2 separate regions of the Mus musculus genome follow, and region 1 is linked to region 2. The links are chromatin contacts, found by Hi-C or POLR2A ChIA-PET in ENCODE. All regions are on one chromosome and are shown on one strand. Each heading gives the region's core, a stretch centred on a gene start or an enhancer-like site at or near the end of the contact. The rest is flanking DNA. Distances are from core to core; before and after follow the strand shown.

What was found. Hi-C counts contacts between places; a loop is a spot of excess contacts on that map. ChIA-PET counts read pairs that join two places held with the same protein, here RNA polymerase II (POLR2A).
Region 1: a map of left cerebral cortex shows a loop between it and region 2 (3-fold over the local background). The contact joins the promoter of H2az1 here to the promoter of Ppp3ca in region 2. A Hi-C loop is called at or near these places in 1 of 37 maps with a recorded cell type or tissue (left cerebral cortex). POLR2A ChIA-PET finds 5 or more read pairs at or near these places in 3 of 5 experiments (Patski and embryonic stem cell).

The regions. Positions count from the first base shown.
Region 1 is chr3:137,860,372-137,866,692 of GRCm38, forward strand. H2az1 (H2A.Z variant histone 1) reads left to right here and starts at 4,116. Exons shown (of 5, transcript NM_016750.3): 1 at 4,116-4,325; 2 at 4,762-4,839; 3 at 5,149-5,262; 4 at 5,640-5,769; 5 at 6,015-6,321. The coding sequence starts at 4,323. The coding sequence ends at 6,076. Gm43403 (predicted gene 43403) reads right to left here and starts at 3,955. Exons shown (of 2, transcript NR_169184.1): 1 at 3,594-3,955; 2 at 3,316-3,466.
Region 2 is chr3:136,666,044-136,671,982 of GRCm38, forward strand. Ppp3ca (protein phosphatase 3, catalytic subunit, alpha isoform) reads left to right here and starts at 4,023. Exons shown (of 14, transcript NM_008913.5): 1 at 4,023-4,858. The coding sequence starts at 4,801.

The DNA of each region.
Region 1 (6,321 bases), core at 2,866-5,365, 1.2 Mb after region 2:
AGTAGGGACACTGGAATGGCTAAAATTATGTTTTAGTTCTTAGTTCTGCACTTGAAAGATCTATAAAACAAAAGTGCCTTTAACCTGTAAGTCCTTCTTGCCCAAGGACAGAGAACTTCCTGGACTGCTGGGGGCTGTTGTTCCTGTGAGATAACAGCCACGTGGTTCCACTCCCATAAAGAAGCTTGATTGCCCCAACTGGACAGGATGTGCTAGATCACACATACGTGGCAGGTTATGTAGGCAGGAAGTATGTCAAGATGTATGCTTGCCCCTGATTGGACAGACATGGGAAGGATGTGACCTTGTGGCTTTTGCTTTTATAAGTTCCTAACTAATGAAATTCGAGGCCATATTCTGGAAATCCTGGCTATGGCCCTGGCTAACATCCAATGTTCTGGCCAGCGCTGAATAAAGCTTGCTTCAAATTTGACTCAAAAAAAAAAAAAAAAAATTGTGGTTGTTATCTTACTCTTGCCCACTGGGATTAGCATCATTAGGAAATACTAGCCCAAAGCAAGACCAAACTCAACAGGACAGATACCAAATTCTGAAGTTCTATTTTTGGTAGCAAAGGCTCTGCCCCTCCAATTTTGCTGCCTACAAAACACAGCTTTCTTGGGCTGGCTCCATTCCATGTATGCAGTTCTCCTTGGCGGATATCCCACATGGCTCTTAGCACTACTGCCTTCCAGGCTACTATGATGATCTATTAAGCTCTACTTACATCGTGCAATCTCTTTTGACGTTCAAAGTCCCAAACTCTTCCACGTTCCTCCAAAAAAACAACAAAAAACAAACAACAACAACAAAAAACCATAGTTCTTTACAGTAACACCACTCTTAGTACCAACTTCTACATCAGGTACTTTTTTGCTGTTGAGACAAAGACCATGACCATGGCAACTTCTAGAAAGGGCTTATTTTTGGCTCACAGCTCCAATGGATAAGTCTCCATTAGGGCAGAAGGTACAGAACAAGCAGCAGGGGTTGCAGGAGAAGGAAGTGGCGAGCTCCTTACATCTTTAACTGCAAGCACGCGGCAGAGAAACTGAATTGGATAGAAGTGGTGTGAAACTTCGAATCCCAAGGTCTGCTCTCCATGCCATACGCTTCCCAGCCAGGCTGGACCACCTAAATCTCCCCAGACTTGGAACCCAGTGTTTGAATGCCCAACACTGTGAGTGACATTTTTTTAATTCAAGCACATTGGCACAGTTTGAGTGTCCTTTAAGCTTGCCATTTCCATATCAAAAGATGCATACGTAACAGTCAAGAAAAACCAATTAGGAATATGTTATTTTCTCTTCCCTTCTGTTTTAGATTGTTCTATTGCTGTGAAGAGAGATCAAGACCAAAGCAGCTCTTATAAAGGAAAGCATTTAATTGGGGGCTGGCTTACAGTTCCAGATGCTTAGTTCCTGATCGTTATGGCAGCAGGCATGGCAGCAGGCAGGAAGGTGTAAGGCTAAGAGCTTATATCCTAAGCCTTTAATCCCAGCACTTGGGAGGCAGAGGCAGGTGGATTTCCAAGTTCGAGGACAGCCTGGTCTACAGAGTGAGCTCCAGGACAGCCAGGGCTATACAGAGAAACCCTGTCTCAAAAAAAAAAAAAAAAAAAAAAAAAAAAAAAAAAAAGCTTATATCCTGATCTACAGTCTACAGGCACACACAGGCGAGATTGAGCCTGGCTTAACAGTTTTAAACCTTAAAGTGATCTCCTGTTGCATGCTTCCTCCAACAAGGCCACACCTACCAGTCCTTCCCAATCAGTTCTACTAAGGCCCAAACATTCAAATATTATGAGCCTATAGGGCTATTTTCTCTCAAATCACCACACTTTCCTTATTCTCCTTATAGGATAGTTGTTTGTTGAGTATATGCTGATTGTCAAGCACATGTTACCATGTAATCTGCATAAGGTTTTCCTAAATCCTTTAAGGGCTATGTGAAAAAGGTGGGGTGGGGCTTGAGCTTTCAAAGGTTACTAACCTTTCTGAAAAGCATGGTAGTGTGCACCTATAAGCTCAGCATATACAATGCAGAGGCAGGAGAATCACAAGTTTGAGCTCAACGTTATCTATATAGAAAATCCCAGGCTAGCCTGGGCTACAGAATTAAGATCATGTTTCAAAAATAAGAATAAAAAACATTTTAAAAGGCACAAGCAGAAAGGGTTGAGAACTAAGATTACAGTGAGGAGGCGCCACAGAACTCACATGTACTTGCTAGTTTATTCTTGCTACCACTCTTCAGTGAAGAAAAGTCAACCTTTTAGTTGGATTCCATGGGAAAAAGCTCACACAGAATTCTCTAGAGAATGGACGTATGTTATGAGGTAAATATCAAGAAATCCCATCAGAAGCCAGGGATAGCCTACTGGGCTTGGCTTTATACTTGGTTTTTTTTTTTGAAGACAGGGCCTCAGTCTGTAGCTGTAGATGGCTTGGAACTCACTGTGTAGACCGTGTGGGCCTTGAAGTCACAAAGATCTGCCTGCCTCTGCCTCTCAAGGGCTGGTATTAAGGATGTAGGTTGCCACCATCACAGCAGGCCAGTCCTTAGGTGTCTGAAATGCCATCGTTGTAGAGTTGACTAGCATTCTGCTTATGACTCTTCTGATGCAGCCTTCTAGGTGCTGGGATGTCAGGAGCCTCAGTTGTTTTCGGCATGTGATGACATCATTACAATTCCTTAGTTCCAATAAGCCTCGGAATCAATATTGTTTGGAGTCTCTCCTCTAGCATTAATGTCCTGGTATCAGAGAGTTCCTCTAATTTCATAAAATCTCCCAAACTTAAGTACTAATAATGTGGAGTTTACGCTTCAATATTCTCTTCATATTACTATTCAATTATGTAAAAAGTATAAACCGGTGATATAACTCGACGGGTGCTAGCTGTGTGAGAGTTGACTACCTGATACCTGAGTTTATCTCTGGAACCCTGGAAAGAGAGCACTCACTCAAGTTGTCATCCGATTTCCACAACTATAGTAATGAGGTGAGCACCCGCGCCCACCCACATGGCCACACAATCATGTTTAATTGAAAAGTGCTACGTATTAATATAAATGCGAAATTCGCAAGACTCAGATAATTATGGTCTCCAAGCAGCGAGTGATAAATGCAGGTGCTGTAGATCTACTAACTGCACGTCTAAGTGGCTGGCATCAGGACAGTACCGTGTGTACAAGTCTATTTTTTTTTTTAAGCCCAGCATTTGTAACTGATTACATGAACCATCTGTAACTGCTTGTGAATCATGTTACAGTTACCCCACTGACATTTACCAACATTTGTCATGTGGCAAAATGTTTTAGTGTAGGAAAGCTGACACATAATAGCTTTAATGTTTCAACAAATCAACTTTAGACACTAGGCTATAGGTGCATCCCATTGATGCGAAGTCTTCGCAAAAATATGGCCGGTGACTTCATTATAAAAAACCGCTTCATCCCAAGCTTCCTGTGTGTAGACAAAATTACTTGTTATCCCCACGGTAACTTGGCTCCACTGTTGTTATGAGACAGGATGAGGGGGGTGAGGGGTAACAAGAGGTGAGGACAGAAGTGGAGGAAGATGAAAAAACTACCGGGGGTGGGGTAGGTGACACTTTTATCAGGGAAGTGGTTCACCAAGTAGAGGCCGAGCTGAGCTCTTCTTGCCGGACGCCTTCGAGCCACCTGTCAGAAGGCAGGACTCTGAAGGAAACCGAGATCTGCGGACACGAAAGGCCAGGCCAGAGGGCAACCGAGAGGCGCCGGTTGTCAGCGAGGGGGCCAGGCTAGACCGGGAGGGAAGCTCACGTGGTCTCCGGAGCACCGCGGGGGAGTGGAGGGGGGGAGGCTGCAGCGGGGAGGACGCCAGCGCGCGCTCCTCCCCAGCCTTCCAGCTCCTCCCTCCAGGCACGTGACACCACCGTCCACTCGCTCGGTGGCGCAGCGCTCTGTTGCTGCCCTCCCGCCGCGGCGCCCCTTCTTCTCCCGGTCCTCGTCCCGCCGCATCTCCTCCCCCCCTAACTCATCCCCCACGCGCCAATCATCGCTCGAGCTCCCGAGCGCCCGCCCCGCCACTCCGCTGTGCGTTCTCCCATTGGCTGGAGCCTCAAGGACGCGTCCCGAGGGCGGGAGGCAACCATTGGTGGGCCGAACCGGCCGAGTTCCCGGATGAGGGAACATTCTGCAGTATAAAGGGCGCGAGGAAGGCGGGAGACGGCGCAGTTTGAATCGCGGTCCGACGGAGGAGTGGGCGCTGGGATCTCGCTGAGCGTCCGCCTGGCCTCGTCTCTTCCTCGCTCGTCGGAGCTTCAGCACGGTCCGAGATGGTAACGTGAAGAGTGACGGCGGGCGGCCGCGGGCTGCAGGCTCCGAGCGGGCGGGGCCGCCGTCCCCGGGGCTGGGAGAGGCGGCGGCGGCGGCGAGTGGGAGCGTGCGGGGACGGGGTCGGGACGAGCGGAGGGGAGGTGTTTTCGGAGCCCCGGAGCTCCAGGCGGGAGGCGACGGTTGGGGGGGCGCGCACGGCGCGGCTGGGAGCCGGCGCGGGGGCGCGCAGCCGCGGCGGGCTCGCGGCAGGGGTCGGCGGGGGAGAAGGGCGGGCGGGGGGCGAGCGGCGGCCCGGGGTCCCCGGCGGGGCGGGCGGCGGGCGGCCGAGCGCGCGCTCGCTCGCCTCCAGGACGCGCTGTGGTGGGGGAGGGGCGCGCCGCCTTGGTAATTCTATCTTCTCCGTCCCTCCCGGGCTCGCGGGCGTCGGCGGCGCCGCAGGCTGGCGGTAAGGCTGGAAAGGACTCCGGAAAGGCCAAGACAAAGGCGGTTTCCCGCTCGCAGCGAGCCGGCTTGCAGGTGGGTAGCAACTGCCGCAGTCGGGTGACCGGGCCTTTATGTTTGCACCCCCCTTGCTTGTTTGTCTGCACCCTCCATGGGTGTTCCATCTTAGCATGAGTGATGTGTCGCGACTTGGCCCTGCGGAGACAGTGAATACTGGGGTTTGGGGAGGGGGGGCGTCGGATCACATGTGTGTTAACTGGCGGGGCGCGTTGGTGCACCACCACCGTCCTTGGCTTTGGCGCGCACATCTTATCTTAACGAATTTCCTATCTTTGTGCATTTTTTTTCTTGTTTGTTCGTTTGTTTGTGTGCATAAAAATCAAGTTCCCTGTGGGCCGTATTCATCGACACCTGAAATCTAGGACAACCAGCCACGGACGTGTGGGCGCGACCGCCGCTGTGTACAGCGCAGCCATCCTGGAGTACCTCACCGCAGAGGTAAGCGGGAGTACGCCTGTGATCTGGAAAAGCTCTGGGGGGGCGGGGGAAAGTGGCGAGAGAGGAGGAAAGTGATGCAAGAAAACTCGCAGGCCCTAAGAGCGGCGCGCAGACCGAGGGAGCGCTAGAGGGAGCTCGCGTTCAGCCGAGGAGGCTGCTGGGCCAGAGTGTGCTGCTCCTGCAAATGCAATTGCGTGCCCCTTCGGGGTTTTTTGGGTGGTTTTTTTTTTTTTTTTGCATAATTCTGCATAATTTTATCATTCAGGTAGTAGGGAATGACAACAGTTGGTAAATAACACCATTGAGGTTCAAAGATCTTGATTGAAAGTAAGTTGGAATATTGATCATCAGATTTTTATTTATTTTTTGCCTTTTAGGTACTTGAGTTGGCAGGAAATGCGTCAAAAGACTTAAAGGTAAAGCGTATCACCCCTCGTCACTTGCAGCTTGCTATACGTGGAGATGAAGAATTGGATTCTCTGATCAAAGCTACCATTGCTGGTGGTGGTATGTCATCCCTAAACTCCTAACATTCTATTTAAGAAGAAAATTCCTACACTCCCATTGTTTCTAGAAGAGATTTCAGTACAGGGTGCTTTCATGGGGTTTGGCTTTCCACTTAGTTTTTGCTAAGATCATTGTTCATCCCTCAAGTTTTCACTTTGTATATGAATTTTACCTGCTTTGAGTTCATGTATTGTTTTTTTAAATGTTTATCCAGAAGGTAGACTTAATCTGTGTCCCTCTCCTAGGTGTCATCCCACACATCCACAAATCGCTGATCGGGAAGAAAGGACAACAGAAGACTGTTTAAGGATGCCTGGATTCCTTATTATCTCAGGACTCTAAATATTCCTAACAGCTGTCCAGTGTTGGTGATTCCAGTGGACTGTATCTCTGTGAAAAACACAATTTTGCCTTTTTGTAATTCTATTTGAGCAAGTTGGAGGCTTAATTAGCCTTCCAACCAACCAAATTTCTGCATTCGAGTCTTAACCATATTTAAGTGTTACTGTGGCTTCAAAGAAGCTATTGATTCTGAAGTAGTGGGTTTTGATT
Region 2 (5,939 bases), core at 2,773-5,272:
CAAGGCAGAAATTCGAACAGGAGCCTGGTGGCAGGCACTGAGGGAAATGTCATGGAGGAGTGCTTTTGACTGGTTTGCTTCCCATGACTTGCTAAGTCTGATTTCTTAAGCACCCAGAATCACCTGCAGATGGTGGTACTACCTACAGTGGACTGGGTCCTTCGCCATCAATCGCTACTCAAGAAAATGCCCAACAGATACGTCTATGGGCCAGTTCTAGAGACACTTTCTCAATTAAGCTTCCTTCTTTTCATATCACCCTAGCTTGTATTAAGTTGACAAAAACCACAAAATTATGTGCCAGCACATAATGTTCACATAAAAAGTACAAGTTGTTTTTCACTATCTATGATGTGAAAATTGTGCAAATCACTTCAGTACTGTGGATTACAAACCCCCAAATCTGCACCCCAACATCCCCTCCATGTGATGGTTTGTGTATGCTTGACCCAGTGAGTGGCACTATTAGAAGGTATGGCCCTGTTAGAGTAGGTGTGGCCTTGTTGGAGGAAGTGTTACTGTGGGTGTGGGTTTTAAGACCCTCATTCTAGCTGCCTGGAAGCCAGTATTCTGCTAGAAGCCTTCAGATGAAGATATAGAACTCTCAGCTCCAGCTGTAACATGCCTGCCTGGATGCCGTCATGTTCCCACCTTGATGACAATGGACTGAATCTCTGAACCTGTAAGACAGCCCCGATTAAATATTGTCCATTTGAAAGTTGCCTTGGTCATGGTGTCTGTGCACAGCAGTAAAACCCTAACTAAGACACTCCATCAATCTTCCAGTACATAACTCTTTGTGGGAGCAGCGCCTTACACATTGATCCTTGCAAGGATAACTTATCTGTAAGACCTATGCATCAAGACTAAAGGGAATTATCTGACTGAATCCTTTATTCTTCACATTTGTTGAGAAATGAGCCAGTACTTTGCACAGTTGCTCAAAACATAACTGGTACATGAATTGTTTGTTTACAGAAATGAAGATTAGATGTTCATGTATTAAGACAGGTGTGAATGTTTTTAGTCTCTTACATAACACTGAGGTAGCACTTCTGTATCTTAGTACACAGTTTACTTTGGAATAAAATAAGCAATGGCTGTATATTAATTTCCTAATGGATACATCGATAAATCTTAGCGACTAACACAGAAATGACTATTTTTTTTTTATTTAAAGCCTCATGCAGTCTTTCTAAGGAGGTGATCAACAGTTCTTGATGTTGTCATAATAAGACTTGTCGCTATTTGATACTCTGTCTATAGCAGGGTCTTAGAAAGCTCTGTATTCAGCTGAAGAAGCTTACAGATGGAAGGGTGCGTATCATTGCTCCATCACTCTGCTGGCATGTCACAGACAGCTTGGCCCAGATTATCAATACCAAGAACTAATCGCATGGACTCATTATGGTTGGGCTGTGAAAGGGAATTCCAAACAGGAAAGCTGCTTCCTAGAGATAATTAAACAAAGGAAGGAAAAGTGTATTATTTTTTGTAGTGTATGAAATGTTGTCTTTTATGACTTTTTAAAAAATCTTTACTTTCTCTTCATAAGCAAAGGACATTTCCAAAGTCAGCTCCTGAAAACTGAACCTGTCACAGTGAAAATGTGAGTTCCAAATGTAAGCTAATCTTTGTCAGTTTGAATATAGTCAAGAGCTGTTTGGGAACTCTAACAGGATTTAAGGAGAAAAGGAAAGGGACAGCTATAGCAGAGAGCTGGCCATTGGAAGGGATGACTGGCTATCTGGTTGACTAGGCCGGGTGTCTGGACCTAGCTATTCCTTGGTTGGCATTGTCCTGTATAGTACTTAAGAATCCAACTTTACTTAATATGCATCTACATTACAGTGCTTAGGGAAACACACGCGCGCACACACACACACACACACTAAAAGTATTTGATGATAGAAAGATGTGCTGTGCAAAGTGATTACTATTTGTCACCCCCTCCCCCCCCCCACACACACCTTATGTGGACTTGGGATGGACTGAAGGGTGTTTCTGAAAGGTCTACCTTTAGTTCCTATTTCTATTATCAAACTTTTCAATGTGTTTGATAATTTCAGCCCCTGATCCTAGCTCAAGGATGCCTTTCCTATGCCCAGGGGAGAGCTACTCTAAATAACAGTTGCATCTGTGAGCAGCGTGGGGGTGAGGGAGTCTTGGCTTTCAAAGTGAGGATCCCCAGATAAGGTTTCCTGGTCTTTCCTGAAGCAGGCCCTGCTCACCCACAGGTCTTGGCGTCCTTCCCTCTCTTCCAGCCATCTGGCCAGGGACCAGCTTCCCAAATCTGCCTTGGCAACTAGCTCTGCTCTAGCCCAGGAGGCTGTTTGCAACAACCCCTAACTGAGGAGATTACAGAGTCCTCTTGTAGATAATTTCATGTTCCCTGAAAATTCCACTGGGCTATATAGATCTTATTGAAAGCAAGGACCCTAGAGGTGGCAAATTTAGCAGCAGAAATCTGGCCACGAGGGCAGCCTCCCTTTGCGGATGGGATGTGACCATCCACTCCATCTCTCCTTTTGACTGGCAGGCTAGCCTTCTCACATCCTCTGTCCTAAAATCCTTGAGGCTACCTAGTTGTCATGCCCCAGAGCCACCAATTTGCTATTAAATTTGTATTTTTTTGGACTTGAGTTTCATCTAATCCCTGTGGCCAGATCAGTTCTCCTGGCTCCATCTCCTAGCTTCCTAAACTCCCCCCCCCGCCCCCTCCCAAGACAGTCCTGGCTGTCCTGGGACTCAGTCTGTAGACCAGACTGGCCTGGAACTTACAGAGCTCCTCCTGCCTCTGCCTCCCAGATGCTGGGACTAATGGAGTGTGCCTCCAGCAGCTTCCCACACCTTTTTGTAGGCCCTTTATTAAGCTTACAGTCCAATTCAGGAAATACGAAAACCCTGATACTGAAGGAATTTGAAAATAAAACAGGAAGGACAAGGGTGAGAAATTTATTCAGCTCTCTTCATAATTTCCTTGCTGGTCCTTGGGGTTGTGGTAGGCCAGGGGGAGGGCTGTGCCCAGAAGATATTTTGTTTGTTTGTTTGTTTGTTTTTTCGAGGCAGGGTTTCTCGGTATAGCTCTAGCTGTCCTGGAACTCAGGAGGCAGAAGATATTTTGAAGAGCATTTCATACACGGTCCCTTATTTTCCTTCTTATGAGGGACTTGTGAGAAACTGCAACAAGCCAAGGCCCTACATGCATCTTGATCACTGAGTGACTGACTGGAAGGAACAGGAAGAAATTTAGTGTCACCTATCGCCACCAGTGACTGCTAGCTCCTGTGAACAGGGAAAAGGCGACCTCTCCCGAGTCTTTCTGACTCCTCTTATCTCCTAGGGCATCCAGGGTCACTGAGCACAGCCAGGGTCGCATAGGCTCCAGTCTGTTCCCATCCACCTTGGATAGCTAGCCAGCCAGCCACCGCGTCCCGCAGCGCCCCAAACACACTTTCGTTTCTTCCCGTGAAGTTGTGCACGCGTCCTAACCACCCCACCATCAGTAATCCCCGTCCACCTAGCTCAGGCAGAGCTGCCTCCCCAAGGTAAGCTGTTTACTCGTCGCCTTCCTTGGCGATCCTCCCTGGACAGCTGCGGCAGCGACAGCAGCTGCGCCGCGGCCGGGAGCGTCCGGCGCTCCTCCTTCCTCGGTCTCCGAACTCACTACTGCGGGCCACTCACACACTCGGAGCGGCCGAGACCCACCCGGGAGTGTGTGCAGGACTTCGGGAGTGGGCAGGCGCGGGGGCACGCAGCAGCCCAGCTCCTCCCGGCCCCTACTCCCAGTCCAGCCTCCCTCCTCCCTGCCCACTCCAGTGACACTTGAGCGGTCACAGGGCGGTGGAGGCAGCAGGCCCACGGGACTGACTGGCACCCTGAAGAAAACAGAGCAGGGGGCGGGGCGGTCACCCAGACCACCGCCTTAGCGATGAGGGACGCGCTCTCCAGCCAATGAGCTTGCGAGGTGCAACGTGGGGCGGGCCCTAAGGCGGACCCCGAGGAGGAGGTGGCCAGGGCGCTGGAGGCGGGGGCGGTGAGGAGGAAGGGGAGGAGGCGGAGGCGGGCGCGGTGGTGGCGGCGGCCGGCGCGGCGGCGGAGGCGAGGTTGTGCCCCGGACTGTGTCCACCGAGCTCAGCGGCTGTTGCCTGTGCGTGGAGAAGCAGCGGCGCCGCGAGGCAGAGGAGGATCGCGGACGAGCGCGGCGGCGGGACGTCTACGGCTGCCGCGGCCCCGGCGGCGCCCGGCGACAATCGGCGTGGGGAAGCAGCGGCGGCCGCAGCGGCAGCCGCCTCTCCAGCACCGGGAAGCCGAGGCGCGGCTGGCGGCGCTGACATCCGCGGCCCTGCCTCTCCTCCCTCGCCCCCGGCCCTCCCCATGTGATCGGTCTTAATCCCGACCGTGTGCGCGCGTGGGGGCTCCATTGCGCGGCGCCCGGTGTCGGTGCCGGGGTGGGTGCTCGCGTGTGCTTCTCCTCCCCATCCCCCGCCCCGTCCCCAAGAATAAAAGAAGAACCGGGAGGCGTGCTCAGAAAATAAATAAATAACCAGCACACACGCGCAGCCCGGAGCGAGGCGGCGGGGCTGGCGGCGGCGGAGGAGGAGTGAAGGCGGCGGCGGCGGAGGAGGGACGCGCGGAGCCGGCAGTAACTTTCGAGCCAGCCCAGAGCCCAGAGCTCCAGCCGAGCGGTTTGCAGCGCGGCGGCGGCGGCGCTGAGTGTCTGGCCCGCCGGTGCGGTCGGGGTGTGCAGTCGGACGGGACGAGCAGCGCGTCGCTGTCCCCCCCTCCCGGTGGCTGGAGATGTCCGAGCCCAAGGCGATTGATCCCAAGTTGTCGACGACCGACAGGGTGGTGAAAGGTAAGCGCAGCGCCGCGTCGGCCCGGGGTGCACCGAGTGCCGCAGGCGACTGTCCTCCCCTCCCCCGCCCCGGTCGTCCCTCTCCGGCTAGCGCCGGGGACCTTCTAGGATCTCCTGCAAGAGGCGATCCCTTCCTTCGCCGCGCCCTGCCCCCACACCGCCCACCCGGCCCTAATCGGGGCATTTATTTTTATTTATGTATTTATTTGTTTGTTTTCGTGGACGGGGGGCAGCAGTTGGCAAATGGCTGAGTGGCTGGGAGGCGGTGGCGGGGGTGGCGGTGGCGGGAGGGGGCGCCCGGGGGGGGGGGTGACTGCTGGCAGGGTGTAGCTGCTGTGACAGAAATAGGAAGTGGGTGGCTGCTCGCGGGCTTGCATGGGATCGGGTTTATGGTTTGCTCTTTGTAGAGGGAGGGGAGGTGATTTATGGCTTTTAAAAAATTAATAGGGCATTTTAATGTGGCCATGGCTTGCCGCGGACTGGCTCGCCCCGGCACATTGCTCCAGGCGCTCCATTGCAGCAGTTCCCTGGGCGCCCCCTCCCCCTCCGCGGGAAGGGCCTGCACAGGACTCGCGAGAGAGCGGGAGAGCGTGGGGGGAGCCCAGCTCCGGCTGCCGCGCGCCGCGGGGGCGGGGGGACCGGGGCCGCGTGGGGGCAGCTCCAGGCGGGGGACGACCGGAGCCCCCGCTGCCGCCCCGGGATTTCCCCGCAGGCCTGGAGCGACGCGAGCGGTGGCGATCCTCTGTCGACCTCCCTTGCCACCCACGGCTGACTGCCGCCGACCTGTCATTGCTCTTAAAGGGTTCCCCGCTGGTGCACACCTTTAGGGTGGGAAGCTCACCGTGCTCCCTTCCCCCAAGCTCCTAGCACCCCCTTGGTTACGGGCTATTTGGTTGTCTTTATTGCTAGGGGTGATTTGTATGTGTATAACTGGCAGGGATGGCTCTGGGTTGCTGGCTAGGAGAAGCCAGGGGGATTCGTGGGGTGAGGAAGGGGACAACGTGGTTGCCCTTTCTATCCCCACCATCCTCACTGTATTCCAATGTGGAACGGGGAAGAGGAACTGCAGATTCGAAAGGAT